Regions from separate parts of the Homo sapiens genome. Here region 2 is linked to region 1. A link is a contact called in ENCODE Hi-C or POLR2A ChIA-PET data. All regions are on one chromosome and are shown on one strand. The core of a region is the stretch at or near the end of the contact, and the rest is flanking DNA. Distances in the headings are between cores, read along the strand shown. Region 1 overlaps LOC107984199 (a long non-coding RNA gene). Region 2 has its middle 6.3 kb from the start of TRV-TAC3-1.

Region 1 (4,706 bases), core at 2,154-4,653:
TGTTCCCTGCAAGGCCAGAAATGATGGCTTTAATATTACCTCTCTTTCTCTCTCATCTATCATCATCTATTCCTTCTCTCTATCATCTATTATCCCTCTATCTACCTATCCATCCATCAGTCATCTATCTATTCATTTATCTATCCATCCATTGATTATCTATTATCTATCATCTTTCAATTTTTTTTTAGAGACAGGGCCTCACTATCTTGCCCAGGCTGGAGTGCAGTGGCTATTCACGGGAGTGATCCCGCTACTGATCATTATGGGTGTTTAGACTTGCTCCATTTCCAATCTGGGCTGGTTCACCCCTCCCTAGGCAACCTGGCAGTCCCTTGATCCTGCGAGGTCACCATATGGATGCCAAACTTAGTGTGGACCCCTGATCTGTGTAGTGTACCACAGCTTGGAACTTCTGGACTCAAGCAATCCTCCTGCCTCAGCCTCCTGAGTAGCTGGTATTACAGGTGTCAGCCACTGGCTATCTATCTGTCCATCAATCATCTATTTATCTGTTTATTATCTATTGATCTATCATTGATCATCTGTTTATATATCTATCATCAATCAATCAATATATCTGTCTCTTGAGCTATCATCCATCTATTGATCTATCATTGATCTATTATTTAATGGGCACGTGTTGAATGTCTAATACATGGCTCTGAACTGAGTCTCGGGAAGGGAAATGCAAAGATCTTGGCTTCCCTTTAAGACCCTCCCATTTAGGAGAGGATAAAAGATGCATCAGCTTTATCAACATCGTCTCAACAGAAGCCAGAATGGAGTGAATGCCACACAAGAGGAAAACAGTGCTTGAGAATTCGTTGTTTTTAAAAAATGCATCATGGAGAAAGGGAATCTGAGCTCTGTATCTCCAGTCAAGGAATGATATGAACCGAAACACACATGTTCTGGAAAATTGATCAGATTGTGGCGTGTGGTGTAAACAGGCAGCTGGCAGAGCTGGAGGCCAGATATGGAGTTGGGAGAGGCGGTGAGAGAGGAATGTGAAAGCCAGGCCGTGCCTGCCAGTGCAGAGATGGACTGGACCGGACTGGGTGCCCAGGTGGATGAAGCCTGGGTGGGCGTTCAATAGCTGGGACACAATCTTTTCTCTTCAAATAGAACACCTATCAAGGGAGATCTCAGCATCAGGTGCCCCAGCCTGAGCAGTGCTTGCTGAAGGTGTGTGGAGCAGCAATGGTTGGTTGTCTCAGCGGACACAGGGGCTGTCATGTCTTTATCCTCCAGGCCTTGGAATGATGCTATTTGCTATGTGACATTTGAATCTCTGGAGCACTGACCTCGAGCCACCATGTGGTCTATTTAAATTGTGTGTTACTTGGCTATGGCTGCCATAACAAAAGACCACAGATTGGGGGCCTTAAACAATAGAAATACATTTTCCCCAAGTTCTAGAGGCTGGAAATCCAAGATCAAACTGTCAGCAGGTTTGGTTTCCCCTGAGGCCTCTCTCCTTGATGTACAAACCACCTTCTTTCTCATGGTGTCTTCACGCGGTCTCTCCTCCGCGTGTGCGCATCCTGGGTGTCTCTTCCTCTTCTTATAAGGAACCAGACCTATTTGGTTTAGGGCCTCAGTCTTATGACCTCATGTAACCTTAATTACACCCTCGAAGGCCCCAACTCCAAATACAGTCACATTGAGGGGTAGGGCGTCCACATATGAATTTGGGTGAGGGACACAAGTTAGTCCATACCATACGGCTACTTGGTATATTTCTTTTATCCTATAAGCTTCTAAAGACCAGGGGCCATGTTGTATTCACTTTCCACAGTGTCTGACACAGAGATAATCCCCATATACTGGTTGAATTAATTGGCTGCAGGATGAAGCCAGAGATACAGGGCTGCTGCCTCCAGCTGCCCAGGCTGTGCACTGCAGAGCTCCACCTAGAGGACGCCGTGAATATTGCTGCTTGGGGTTGTGTAGGGCTATGTTCTGCTGGTTGGCGATGATTTGGAATGTGTCTTTTTTCTTAATTTTCTAAACGTTGCCATGTTCTGCTTCCACAGCTGTGTAAACTCTGAGTGCCTCGAGTGTAAACAGTATTATATCTATTAGTCTGTGAGTAACAGAAACGTTATGTTAAACACAAGAAACCTCATGTCAAACACAAGAGGATTTTTTTTTTTTTTTTTTTTTTTTTTTTTTTTTACATAATAAGTCTGGAGATAGGCAGTTACTGCCTGTGGTTTAGAGCAGAGGTTTATAATTTTTTTTTTCTGATAGTCAATATTTTTAGCATTGTGGGCCAAGTGGTCTCGGTTACAACCACTCCCCTTTGTCATAGACAGGGCAAAATTAGCTCCAGACAAATAAATGAGCATGACTGTGTTCCAACAAAACTATTTACTAAAACAAGTAGTGGGCCAGATTTGACTCATGGGCTGTAGTTTGACAGCCCTCATGTATACCACAGCCAAAGCTTTTGCAGTTTTTTTGATCTTTTGACCATGGGACCCTCATGGTCCCAAGATGGCTGCTACAGCTCTGGTCATCATGTCTATCTTCCAGGCAGGAAGAAAATGGAAAGAGCTTGGCAAAAGGAGTGTCTGCCAGCCAAGCAAGCCTTGTGTATTTTTTTTTGATGTGTTTGTTTTACTTTGGGCACAGTGCCATCCCAAGCAATATAAGGTTTCTCTTACTGAGGAAGAACAGAAGAATAGACAGTAAGTAGCACCACTCAGCCCCTAGCACCACCACTTTAAAAAAAAATCCTCCAACTCCTAGAGTAGTACTGTGCTGAGCACACTGCAGGAAATCCATGAATAACGGCTTCTCGTTTCCTCTCATACTTGTTTCTGGTCACCTCTGGTCTCTTCACTTCATTATTAAATCCTTAGAGAGGACTACAACCTTCGCAGTCTAACTTTGTAAAAAGATGACTCAAATTTTCCGATTCTTGGTAAAAAAAAAACCACACACACCTCAACAGCTCCTTTCATGCTATATAGATTTCCAGGCAGGGAACAAAAGACAGAAAGAGACGGGAAGGCAGAAAGGAGACTATTATGCATTGCTGGCTCAGCAGTAATTGTTGGCAGCTTTCGGAGAGTCGGGAGGTGAGGGCTCAGGCGGCTTTGGGGCGTGATTGATGGGTTATGATGGGGACCAGGAGGCATCTGTCCTGTGTGTTTGAGGATTTGGGGAAGCAGATCCTGTGGTGCGTCTCAAGCATGCATTCTGATGCTGCCTCCTCCAGGAGTATTTTAGGAGAAGGCAGGGATTCTCCGCAAAACTCAGGCTCTGCTCTGTTTTCCATGAGTGTTTCCAAATCCCAGAGCTCAGACCCTGATGAAACTCTTTCAGTCTTGTGAGGCGTGGGGTGTGGCAGAAAGTCCCTAAGCTCCCAGACCCAGGGAGAGCAGTGTTCTCCGGGACCTACAGCGTAATAGTTTCTCTTTCTGCTCCCTCTCCTGCCATCCCTCCCCGCTTTCCAGAATGAGTCTATGGTGAGGACTGGATAGGACAGGAAGAAAGATGCCTGGAGTTAGTGTAGAATCAAGGAGATCTGACACAGAAAAGAAGGAGACGACCCTGGACCCGTCCAGCCTCTTCCCTTGATTTGGGAGTGGCCCGGAGGATGATCTGGGTCCCTGGTTTTCGAATCTCTTTGGCAGTTCTCTCTGACACCCGTCCTGGCCACAGCCCCTCCCTTTCCGACCCTTTCCTCACTGCATTCTCTTTCCAACCTTCCGTGTTTTTTTTTTGTTGTTTTTGTTTTTTGATGCATTGCTGGGAATGCCTGCTACAGACTTAATTAGGCCTCCTCCAAATTCATATTTTGAAGCCCTAACTTCCAATGTGATTATATTTGGAGGTAGGGCCTTTAAGGGGGTGAGTAAGGTTAAAGGAAATCATAAAGGTGGGACTGTTCTCTTCAAAAAAACTGGTGTTCTTATAACAAAAGGAAAAAGACACCAGAGATCTCTGTCTCAGACAGAAAAAGCTACGGGAGGACACAGTGAGAAAGTGGCTGTCTGCACGCCAGGACAACAGCCCTCACCAGAACCCAACCACACCAGCACTTTGACCTTGGACTTCCAGCTTCCAGGACCGTGAGAAAATAAATGTCTGCCGTTTAAGCCATCCAGACTGTGGTACTCCGTTATAGTAACCAGTGAGACAGTACCCACCCCACCTGCAGTCCTGGAAGGCACAGGTCAGTGTGTGGGTTCTGGATATTTGTGGCTTTAGCAACTGGAATTTTTATTTATTTATTTGAAATAGGGTCTGACTCTGTCACCCAGGCTGGAGTTCAGTGGCGCAATCACAGTTCATAGCAGCCTTGAACTCCTGGGTCCAAGTGATCCTCCTGCCTCAGCTTCATGAAAAACTGGGACCACAGGTGTGCACCACCATGCCTGGCTATTTTTAAAAATGTTTTGTAGAGATGGGATCTCGCCATGTTTCCCAGGCTGGTCTTGATCTCCTGGGCTCAAGAAATCCTTTCACCTTGGCCTCCTAGATTGCTGCGATTATAGGCGTGAGCCGCTACGTTCGACACAACTGGAATTTTTAGATGCCAATGTAGTCTCAACACTTTCTCCAGACATCCACACTAATGTGGTGAGGTGTATTGCTGGCTTAAAACAACAACAGGCCGGGCGCGGTGGCTCACGCCTGTAATCCCAGCACTTTGGGAGGCCGAGGCAGGCGGATCACGAGGTCAGGAGATC
Region 2 (5,313 bases), core at 2,550-5,049, 220 kb before region 1:
CTGAGGTCAGGAGTTTGAGACCTGCCTGGCCAACATGGCAAAACCTCATCTCTACTAAAAGTACAAAAAAATTAGCCGAGCGTGGTGACGGGCGCCTGTAATCCCAGCTACTTGGGAGGCTAAGGCAGGAGAATTGCTTGAACCCAGGGGGCGGAGGTTGCAGTGAGCCGATATCACACCATTGCACTCCAGTGACAAGAGCAAAACTCCATCTCAAAAAACAAACAAACAAAAACAAGAAGAGCCAGGGCTGGGCACAATGGCTCACACCTGTAATCCCAGCAATTTGGGAGGCTGAGGCTCAAAGAAGATTATTTGAACCCAGGAGTTTGAGACCAGCCTGGGCAACATAGGGAGACTCTGTCTCTACAAGAAATAAAAAATCAGCCAGGCATGGTGGTGCACACCTGTGGTCCCAGCTTCAGGAGACTGAAGCGGGGGGGATCGCTTGAACCCAGGTCGAGGCTGCAGTGAGCTGTGATTGTACCACTGCATTCCAGCCTGGAAGACAGAACAAGGCTCTATCTCTAATATTAATAACAACAATAATAATACAAGAAGAGCAAGACTGGCATCACCATAAGACAAGTGCAGTGTGATAAGGACTACCAGAGAGCTAGAAAGGCGAGGCTGGAAGGGAAGTCTTCCTGGAGAAAGTGGAATGAGGGCCAAGACTTGAGGAATGGAAGGAAGTTGATTGGTGGAGAAGTTGGGCAGCTCTTTCTGAGCAGAGTCAAGATGTGGATGTGATAGCATGAAACTTGGCTGGCCAAGTAAGATGCCAGACCCCTGGTTATGTTTGAATTTCAGGTAAGCAATGAGTTATTTCTTGTTATCAGTAATGTCCCAAATAATTGCACAAAACCTATTTATTCTAAAAAAGTATTTGTGGCTTATCTGAATTCATGTTGAACTAGGTGGCTTATATTTTTGTTGTTGTTGTTTGTTTTCGTTTTTTTGAGACAGGCTCTCGTTCTGTCACCCAGGCTGGAGTGCAGTGTCACAATCTCAGCTCACTGCATCCTCCACCTCCTGAGTTCAAGCAATTCTCCTGCCTCAGCCTCCTGAGTAGCTGGGATTACAGACGTGCACCACCACGCCTGGCTAATTTTTGTGTTTTTTAGTAGAAATGGGGGTTTCACTGTGTTGGCCAGACTGGTCTCGAACCCCTGGCCTCAAGTGATCTGCCCACTTCAGCCTCCCAAAGTGTGGGGATTACAGGTGTGAGCCACTGCACCTGGCCTGTCTTGTATTTTTATTTGCTAAGTCTGGCAACCCTAGATGAGATGCTAATCCATGTGGCAATTTGGCTCTTTCTGAAAGGGCATAAATGAACTCTATTTCTTAGCTGACCACAGGAAAAAAAATGAGTTAAACTGAATTTGGAGCCCAGATTCTCAATCATTGCTGAAAGAATCAACCTCAAAATCTCAGGAACTTACCAGAGTAAATGTTTATTTCTCGTCTGTGAAATGTCTGACGTGGATGTTCTTGGTTCATGGGTTTTCCCTGAACCAAGATGGTTTTCCGCTGAGCGGTAAACTCAAGGACACAGGCTCCTTCTGCTGTGCAGTGTCACCAGCTTGGACTCCTTGGCTTCCAGTCACACAAACTGAGGAAAGAGACAGCAGGAGCTGTCACACAGCCCTTCTGTGGGCAGGCCTGCCAATGGCCTCAACTCTGGCCATGTTCCATTAGCAACACTAGGTGTGTGACTCCACCCAGATGCTGGGAGGGCCTAGAAATGTCATCTTCCTAGGCCGAGCGTGGTGGCTCACGCCTGTAATCCCAGCACTTTGGGAGGCCGAGGTGGGCAGATCACGAGGTCAGGAGTTCGAGACCAGCCTGATCAACATGGTGAAACTCCGTCTCTACTAAAAATACCAAAATTAGCCGGGCGTGGTGGCATGCACCTGTATTCCCAGCTACTCAGGAGGCTGAGGCAGTAGAATTGCTTGAATCCGGGAGGCGGAGGTTGCAGTGAGCTGAGATCCCGCCATTGCACTCCAGTGTGGGCGACAGAGGGAGACTCTGTCTCAAAAAAAAAAAAAAGAAAGAAGAAAGAAATGTTATTTTCCTGTGTGCCACAGGGCTCTGGGCAGTAAAGGACAGGTTGGTAGAATGGATGGACCACACCAGAGAGCTCTGTGTTTAAATCACAGCGTGGCCTATCATGGTGGCTCAAGCCTATAATCCTATGGGAGGCCTAGTAGGGAGGATCACTTGAGCCCAGGAACTCGAGATCAGCCTGGGCAACACAATGAGACCCTGTCTCTACAAAAAATTTTTAAATTAGGCCAGGTGTGGTGGCTCACACCTGTAATCCCAGCACTTTGGGAGGCTGAGGTGGGGGGATCACCTGAGGTCAGGAGTTCGAGACCAGTCTGGCCAAAATGGTGAAACCCTGTCTCTACTAAAAATACAAAAATTAGCTGGGCATGGTGGTGTGCGCCTGTAATCCCAACTACTCGGGAGGCTGAGGCAGGAGAATTGCTTGAACCTGGGAGGCAGAGGTTGCAGTGAGCCAAGATCACACCATTGCACTCCAGCCTGGGTGACAGAGCAACACCCCGTTTCAAAAAAAAAAAAAAATTTGCCAGGCATGGTGGTGCGTGCTTGTAGTCCCAGCTACTCAGGAGGCTAAGGAGGGAGGATTGCCTGAGCCCAGGAAGTCAAGGCTGCAGTGAGCTGAGATTGTGCCACTGCATTCCAGCCTGGGGCGACAGGAGTGAGAACCTGTATCCAAAAAATAATAATAAATAAATAAATCACAGCCCAGGTGGATTAGCCCCTTACCTTCAATCTTCTTGCTTGTAAAAAGGTCACAATACCTACCTTGCCATGTGGCTGTGAGAGGAAAGCCTGGCACACACAGAAGGTACATGATGACAAGTTGTTACTGTAGTATTATTTTGTTTGTAATCTGTCATTAAAGGTAATTCCGTGGCTTTCTGGGGAGTCCTGGTTTACCCAATAGGAACATGGAGCCATAGTATCAGATTGTTTTATATCTTAGATTTAAGACCTAGGCCGGGCGAGGTGGCTCATGGCTGTAATCCCAGCACTTTGGGAGGCCAAGGTGAGTGGATCACCTGAGGTCAGGAGTTCAAGACTGGCCTGGCCAAAATGGCGAAACCCTGTCCCTACTAAAAATACAAAAATTAGCCAGATGCGGTGGCATGTGCCTATAGTCCCAACTACTCAGGAGTCTGAGGCAGGAGGATTGCTTAAAGGCCAGAAGCGGAGGTTCCAGTGAGCCAAGATTGCGCCACTACACTCCAGCTTGATGACAAAGTGAGACTCCATCTCAAAAAAAAAAAAAAAAAAAAAAGATTTAAGAGCTAAAACCATCCAATGCAGTTGAGGCTCAGCAAAGCTCAGCAACTTGTCTGAGATCACATAGATGAGGGTCCTAAAATACACCTGGCCCCCTGCCCTCTTAGTAAACAGAGCGTCACCTTCTCCAAATGTCCACACTGTTACCTGGACCATTTCCACATAAAGAGATCAGGCTGTGTTTGCAAAGCTTCCTTCAAAGAGTTGGGAAATTTTCTTTCTGTCTCTTAAATATCAGTGACGATTATGCCTAGGCTGGAATTTTAACTTCCCATTCCAGTTTCCTGAATATAGTACAGTGAAAGAAAAGTCTAGAAATTTACTGACCTTTTCTCATTGGCTTGACACCATGCTTGACTTCTCAGTGGGGCTGAATTTCCCCTCCGGGGTCTGACTCACATTTTCCAGCACACAAAGCAACCCGTTCAATAATAACCAGACACTTTTACTGTTCAGATATCAATCTGGACCAAAAGTGGGTTGCTAATGACAATGAACAATCCACCAGCAAGGACCACACTTCCCCCCTGCTTTGTTTTTCAGTTTTCAACTTGGTTTCATTTTGCCATGACAAAAGAACTTGCTGGCCAGACACGGTGGCTCACACCTGTAATCCCAGCACTTTGGGAGGCTGAGGCGAGCAGATCGCTTGAGCCCAGGAGTTCAAGACCAGCCTACACAACATGGCGAAACTCTGTCTGTGCAAAAAATACAAAAATTAGCCAGGCGTGTGGGGCTTGCCTGTAGTTCCATCTACTTGGGAGGCTGAGGTGGGAGGATTGCTTGAGCCCAGGAGGTGGAGGTTGCACTGAGCTGATACTGTGTCACTACACTCTAGCCCAAGTGACAGAGCACGACCCTGTCTAAAAAAAAAAAAAAGAGGCCAGGTGTGGTGGCTCATGCCTGTAATCCCAGCAGTTTGGGAGGCGGAGACAGGTGGATCACCTGAGGTCAGGAGTTCTAGACCAGCCTGGCCAACATGGTGAAACCCTGTCTCTACTAAAAATACAAAAATTAGCCAGGCATGGTGATGGGTGCCTGTAATCCCTGCTACTCAGGAGGCTGAGGCAGGAGAATCACTTGAACCCGGGAGACGGAGGTTGCAGTGAGCTGAGATCGCGCCATTGCACTCCAGTCTGGGCCACAGAGCGAGACTCCATTAAAGAAAAAAAAAAAAAAAAAGAACTAGTCTGGGTGAGGTGGCTCACACCTATAATCCCAACACTTTGGGAGGCCGAGGTGGGCGGATGGCCTGAGCTCAGGAGTTCAAGACCAGCCTGGACAACATGGTGTAACCCCATCTCTATCAAAAATACAAAAATTAGCCTGGCATGGTGGCACACACCTGTAGTCCCGGCTACTCAGAAGGCTGAGATGGGAGAATTGCCTGAACCTGGGAGGCAAACATTGCAGTGAGCCGAGATCACACCAGTGCACTCCAGACTCGGTGACAGAGCGAGACTCTGTCTCAAAAAAAAAAAAAAAAGATCTTACTAAGGAGGCTGAAATGGCAGTGAGCCAGCAGCAGGCCCTGAGCTCACGTGACTATAAATTGGCCATGGCCAGCTCCGCACTGCCTGGGTTAATTTATCTTTACCGTGTTTTTCCAAGTGACAGGAGTGGTCAGGGAGAGAGAAGCAACTGACAGTAACATTAATTCACCCATCAGATGTCCCCAGCTTTGTGACCTATTGCAACAACCTCGGCCAATTTATTTTGTTGGCTTTTCCCATCTGCCAGCATCCAAAAATGAGACAAGCTGAAATAAAAACTCTTCCCAGGCCTTAGGGGTAAATAATAATTTCCTCTTTTCACCCAAAGACGAAGTGGTCCACTTCGCAGGCAAATCATTTTGCAGGCTTTCGGAGATGGCTTTCAACGTGTTTCACCCACAAACATCTGGAACCAGCTCTTCTTTACAAGTTATTTTCAGCAAGCAGCAAAATGCCATTCTGTAGTGTAGGAATTTCCACCAGG

The links. Hi-C counts contacts between places; a loop is a spot of excess contacts on that map. ChIA-PET counts read pairs that join two places held with the same protein, here RNA polymerase II (POLR2A). Pooled maps may share reads with other maps.
Region 2: a loop to region 1 is called in a pooled map, with 5 times the contacts of the local background. The contact joins two enhancer-like sites. A Hi-C loop is called at or near these places in 6 of 50 pooled maps. POLR2A ChIA-PET finds 5 or more read pairs at or near these places in 2 of 52 experiments (SK-N-SH and activated CD8-positive, alpha-beta memory T cell).

The regions. Positions count from the first base shown.
Region 1 is chr10:5,627,239-5,631,944 of GRCh38, reverse strand. The region is part of intron 1 of LOC107984199 (a long non-coding RNA gene); the gene reads left to right. It also overlaps the pseudogene RN7SL445P. Among named protein-coding and RNA genes, the nearest start is that of LINC02677, 11 kb to the right of the region's middle. Within about 2 kb of position 3,403, at least 11 of the 41 ENCODE cell types and tissues checked have a DNase peak (open chromatin) inside an H3K27ac peak, as active enhancers do.
Region 2 is chr10:5,844,797-5,850,109 of GRCh38, reverse strand. No RefSeq gene overlaps it. Among named protein-coding and RNA genes, the nearest start is that of TRV-TAC3-1, 6.3 kb to the left of the region's middle. RefSeq lists enhancers at 3,907-4,006, 4,157-4,206. Within about 2 kb of position 3,799, at least 6 of the 41 ENCODE cell types and tissues checked have a DNase peak (open chromatin) inside an H3K27ac peak, as active enhancers do.